Regions from separate parts of the Homo sapiens genome. Here region 1 is linked to region 2. A link is a loop called in an ENCODE intact Hi-C map of the cell type or tissue named here. Cell type or tissue: transverse colon. All regions are shown on one strand. Each heading gives the region's core, and the rest is flanking DNA. Links, peaks and the distances in the headings are about the cores only.

The links. Hi-C counts contacts between places; a loop is a spot of excess contacts. Peaks named below come from ENCODE experiments on the same cell type or tissue, not always from the same donor. Only the 100,000 strongest peaks of a DNase experiment are listed, where the experiment ranks them.
Region 1: a loop joins it to region 2, with 5 times the contacts of the local background. A loop is called at or near these places in 4 of 110 quality-filtered maps.

What each region holds. Positions count from the first base shown.
Region 1 is chr1:178,116,170-178,118,981 of GRCh38, forward strand. The region is part of intron 1 of RASAL2 (RAS protein activator like 2); the gene reads left to right. LOC105371630 (a long non-coding RNA gene) reads left to right here and starts at 2,160. Exons shown (of 3, transcript XR_922307.2): 1 at 2,160-2,812. In transverse colon, for the core only: no CTCF peak of the experiment used is centred there; no DNase peak of the experiment used is centred there.
Region 2 is chr1:178,066,054-178,068,865 of GRCh38, forward strand. No RefSeq gene overlaps it. Among named protein-coding and RNA genes, the nearest start is that of RASAL2-AS1, 27 kb to the right of the region's middle. RefSeq lists an enhancer at 1,230-1,279. In transverse colon, for the core only: no CTCF peak of the experiment used is centred there; no DNase peak of the experiment used is centred there.

The DNA.
Region 1 (2,812 bases), core at 191-2,690, 50 kb after region 2:
CTTTTCTGAATTTCTATTAAACTTTGTTTACATTTCTTTTATGGAGCTTTTTTATTATCTAACTTGTCGTATTCTTATTGGTATATATGTTTTATTTTCTTTATTGTAGTAGAAACTGCTCATTGAAAGGGAGCGTTACTCATTTTAATAGTTCACAACTAAAAGTAATGGTTTCTTCAGTGAACACATGCTATAGCCTTATGGAGGTGGGTAGTCTATGAAAGAGTATACCTAGTTCAGTAAATCAGAACTCTTATGCACATTGAGGTATCTACAAACAAGAAGAATCACTAGAGTAGTATAATAGTAGGAAGATTTCTTATGATTCCATTATTTAGGTTATTAACCATTATTAAACATTACTTTTTTTTTTTAAAGGAGGAACTACTTCAGTTAAATATGAATCTTTGCTCAAAGTTTCTTAATAGATTGTTATTTTATTTTATTTTATTTTTTTTGAGACGGAGTCTTGCTCTGTCGCCCAGGCTTGAGTGCAGTGGCACGATCTCGGCTCACTGCAATCTTCACCTCCTGCGTTCACGCCATTCTCCTGCCTCAGCCTCCTGAGTAACTGGGATTACATGCACCCACCACCACGCCTGGCTAATTTTTTTGTATTTTTAGTTGAGACGGGGTTTCACCGTGTTAGCCAGGATGACCTTGATCTCCTGACCTCGTGATCCGCCTGCCTCCGCCTCCCAAAGTGCTGGGATTACCCACCACACCTGGCCTAGATTGCTAATTTTTGTAATTTTTGATTTATCAGTCTGAAAGTGAAGAGCCAAACATAGACTTAAATAATGCCTAACACTTTTATAGGGCTCAATAACTACTTAAAACATTCATACATAATATATCTCATTCTGTTTTCATAACAGACCTGTTAGATGGGTAAGAAAGGTATTGTTCTTAATTTACAGATTTATGCCATATATTGAAGAACACTTATTAAGACATTGGAATGAGGCTATTTTGTGTTTACAAAAATCAAAATATTCCCTTATACTTTCTCTACTAGAGTTAACTGGAAGCATTTGAGTAATAAAGTAATTGATACTGTTGTAAATAGTAATTTTTATGATTTAACCTGAGTAGCTTTTGGGGCTAGCATCTCAATCAGGTGCAGTTTCTGAGATGAACTCAACTCTAACCATTCTGTTTAAGCATTTTATGATGTTTTAATATTTTAGTTTAAAACAGACTTTAAATTTGTCTTTGAAGTAACTAGTAAAGATGCATTTTGAAATAGATTTATTTATGTTTAAAATGTACTTTGAAGGAAATAGTGTGATCTTATAAATAAAGCACAATTAGGATGTGGAATATGCTATGGTCTGAATGCTGATGTCCTCCCCAATTCATATGTTGAAAGTTAATCACCAATGTGATAGTGTTAAGAGGTGGGGCCTTTAGGAGGTGATTCAGTCACAAGGGTGACTTAATCCTTGTGAATGGGATTAGTGCCCTTATAAAAGGGGTGCAAGGGAGCTAGCTGTATGGACTTTTCTGCCATGTGAGAATGCAGCAAGAGGCACTGTCCATGAAGCAGAAAGTGAACCTTCACCAGACACTGAATCTAATGGGGCCTTGATCTTAGACTTCCAGGCCTCCAGAAATGTGAGAAATAAATTTCTATTATTTGTAAATTATGCAGTCTAAGATATTTTGTTATAGCAGCCCAAGTAGACTAAGATAGAATATAATAATATTCTTGGCCAGGCGTGGTGACTCATACCTGTAATCCCAGCACTTTGGGAGGCCAAGATGGGTGGATCACCTGAGGTCACGAGTTCGAGACCAGCCTGACCAACATGATGAAACTCCGTCTCGACTAAATACAAAAAATTAGCTGGGCACGGTGGCTGGCCTCTGTAATCCCAGCTACTTAGGAGGTTGAGGCAGGAGAATCCCTTGAACCCGGGAGGTGGAGGTTGCAGTAGCTGAGCTTGCACCATTGCACTCCAGCCTGAGCAGTAAGAACGAGACTCTGTTTAAAAAAAAAAAAAAGATATATATATATTTCTTTTAACTTGTTTTAGAGCAGTGGTTCTCAACCTTTTTGGCACCAGGGACTGGTTTCATGGAAGAAACCTCCCCTCCACGGATGGGGAGGAGGTGGGTGGGGACGATTCAAGCTCATTACATTTATTGTATACTTTATTTCTATTATTATTACATTGTAATATATAATGAAATAATTATACAACTCACCATAATGTAGAATCAGTGGAAGCCCTGAGCTCGTTGTCGTGCAACTAGATGGTCTCATCTGGGGGTGATGGGAGACAGTGACACACAAAGTGTGTTGCGATCTCAAGCAGTTGATCCTATTCTAGCATGGACAAAGTCAGTTCACCTGGCTTAGTCACAAATGGGTTGTGGATCTATTCCTTTCCAGTTTGGGGATCTTTTGTGGTTGGGAAGTAATACTTCAACTCTTTTGAAAGCTGAGATAGGTGATCACGCACCAGCTGGGAGAAGGAAGGCCCTGGCTTAGTCTCTTTCAAAATCTCTGCTAATGTTTGAAACATTTCAGAAATCCCAATGTTCACTCATCGCCCTCATAGTTCCAGTTTGGCTTTGAATGCAGCCACTTTATCTGCTGACTTGAACACAGTTGTCATTCTCTCCCGAAATGACAGATTGAGTTTGTTGAGCAGGTTGAATATGTCACACAATTGAGCAGGTTTTTTTTTTTTTGTTTGTTTGTTTTTTGAGATGGAGTTTCGCTCTTGTTGCCCAGGCTGCAGTGCAGTGGTGTGATCTTGGCTCACTGCAACCTCTGCCTCCCAGGTTCAAGTGGTTCTTCTGT
Region 2 (2,812 bases), core at 202-2,701:
GGCTGAGGTGGGAGGATCATGTGAGCCCAGGAGGTCAAGACTGCAGTGAGCCATGATTATGCCACTGCACTCCACCCTAAGTGACAGAGAGACCCTATTTCAAAAAAAACCCAAAAGGAATGGGGCACATATGAGGGAGAATAATTTAGGAAGGACACCCACATTTTAGACGTAGGCAACTGGTTGTATGGAAACCCAAGAGAAAGAGCAGGTTAGGAGGCAAAAGCAGGTGAATTTGGAGCAAGTGAGTTTGAAGCGCCTATAGGACATCCCCAACTTTTTTGGCACCAGGGACCAGTTTCGTTGGTGGGGTGGAGGGATGGTTTCCGGATGAAACTGTTCCACCTCACATCATCACACATTAGTTAGATTCTCATAAAGAGTGTGCAGCCTTCGCATGCGCAGTTCACAATAGGGTGGATACTCCTATGAGAATCTAATTTCCTCACTAATCTGACAGAAGGTGGAGCTCAGGCAGTAACAGGGGCTCATGGTGCTGCTCACCTCCTGCTGTGCGCCCCAGTTCCTAACAGGCCACAAACCAGTACCAGTCCAAGGCCCAGGGGTTGGGGGCCCCATATCTAAGTGGAAATGTCCAGGAGGTACGTCGATATGTACATATTTTAGGTATGTACATATCTGAGGTATGTAAGCTCACAAGGGAGATCTAGGCCAGAATTATAAATAGGGGAGTCACAGGCAAATAGATGGTAATTTAGGCCAAAGGAATAGATAATCCCACTCAGGGAAAGTGTGTAGATTGAGAAATGAAGATGCCCCAGTACAGAACACCAAGGGGAAAAGATGGCCAGTGGAAGAGAAGCACACAAAAAAAGCATAGCCAGAGAGGTAGAAAGAAAATCCAGCCAAGCAAAGAGAGCAGCTCAAGAGATGGTAAACAGTAGTGTCAAACATTGAGAGGTGAAGAAATAAATGGAGTAAACAGTGTCCCTGGGATTTTGCAAAGGGAGTTTATCGGTGCCCTTGGTGATAGCAGATTGAGAGAAGTGTTGATGGCATAAGCTGAAATGTGGTGGGGGTGAGGAGTGAGTGGGAGGTAGGAAAGTAGTGACGCCAAGTGTAGACAGTTTCTGAAAACTGGCTGAAAAGGGGAAGAGAGAAAGAGCAGAGGCCATGGGAGGGTTTTTGTTTGTTTTGCATTTACTAAGCAAAGATTTGAGCATTTTAAATATTGAAATAATATCATAGGAGAGGGAAAGGTGGAGAAGGAAGAGAGAGGGAGAAATCAATAGGGCAAGATTCCTGAGAAAGTAAAGAGTTTGAGATCCAAAGAACAGGCAGGGGCCTTAGCTGCAGAAAAGAGGAATGCTTCCATAGTCTGGTGGGAGGCCAGGCTTTAGCATGTGGTGGGAAGTTGAAGTGGTTATCGTCGGTTGGCTTGTATTTCCCCTCTCAGTGGGTGTTGAGTCATTAGAATGATGGGGACATGGTTGATGTTCGTGGGTGGGAGGGATGGTTGAAGATTTCTGGAGAATGGAGAAGACGGGAAAATGCTGCTTTGGAGAAAGAAAGGGAACATGTTACAAGGGGCCCAGCTGGGTCTAGAGTAAAGTAGGAGGACTGCCTTCACTGTGACATAGACTTTCAGACAAATTCCCTGCTTTGTATGAGACCTAGAATCTTGCCTGGGAAAGCACTTTATCCTACTCCACAACTAAGTTTGAAACATATGAAGACATGTCAGCTGTTTGTTGGGACATAGCCTAAAAAACATTTCTTGAAATTAATATTAATTAATGATTCATTATAAGTGATATATTTACAGTAAATATGCAGACTCCACAAACATCATCGTTTCTTTCTTTCTTTACTTTTTTTTTTTTTTTTTGAGACAGAGTCTTGCTCTGTCACTCAGGCTGGAGTGCAGTGGCGCGATCTCAGCTCACTGCACTCTCCGCCTCCCAGGTTCAAGTGATTTTCCTGCCTCAGTCTCCCGAGTAACTGGGACTACAGGTCATGCCACCACGCCTGGCTAATTTTTTGTATTTTTAGAGAGACGGGGTTTCACCGTGTTAGCCAGGATGGTCTCGATCTCCTGACCTCATGATCTGCTCGCCTCGGCCTCCCAAAGTGCTGGAATTACAGGCGTGAGTCACCGCGCCCGGCCTATCATTTTTTCTTTAGATTCTATAGTCACTACATCGGTATAACTAGTATACGGAGGTAGAATTACTTGATAGTTAAAAGCACAGACTCTGGAGGTGGTCACCCTGAGGGTGGTCATCCTGGTTGGGCCACCTACCATCCATGTGATCAAAAGCAAGGTAACTGTTTACCTGTAAAATGGGCATGATAAGAACACTTACCTCATAGGGTTGTTAAAGGAGATGACATATTTGGTGTAATAATATTTTTTGATATATTAACTTTTAAGTTATTAACTAATTCTCTTTCTGGAACTGTTCTTTGTGGTATATTCTTTGAAGTAAAATGGGGCAGAGCAGGTTGTGAAACTGGTGAGAAAAAAAAAAAGCAAAAGGAGTCTTCCTAATTTGAGAACCCCTAAACCAATTAAGAAAAGGATATCAGGGGATATACTTTAAGCCATTAGCAAGGGAGGAATTGTCTCTGAGACAACCGACGGTCCCTGAAGAGTAGAAAAGACTCCCTCCTTTCTGGAGAGAAAAGAAAGAAGCTGAGAGAATTGTGTGTGTGTGTGTGTGTGTGTGTGTGTGTGTGTGTGTGTATGTGTGTGTGTGTCTGAGTCACTGGAGAGAAGTCCAGACTTAATCAGAACCAAGCCTGTAAGAATGAGGGACAGCTCAGCAAAGGGGACATTCTATTAGTTATC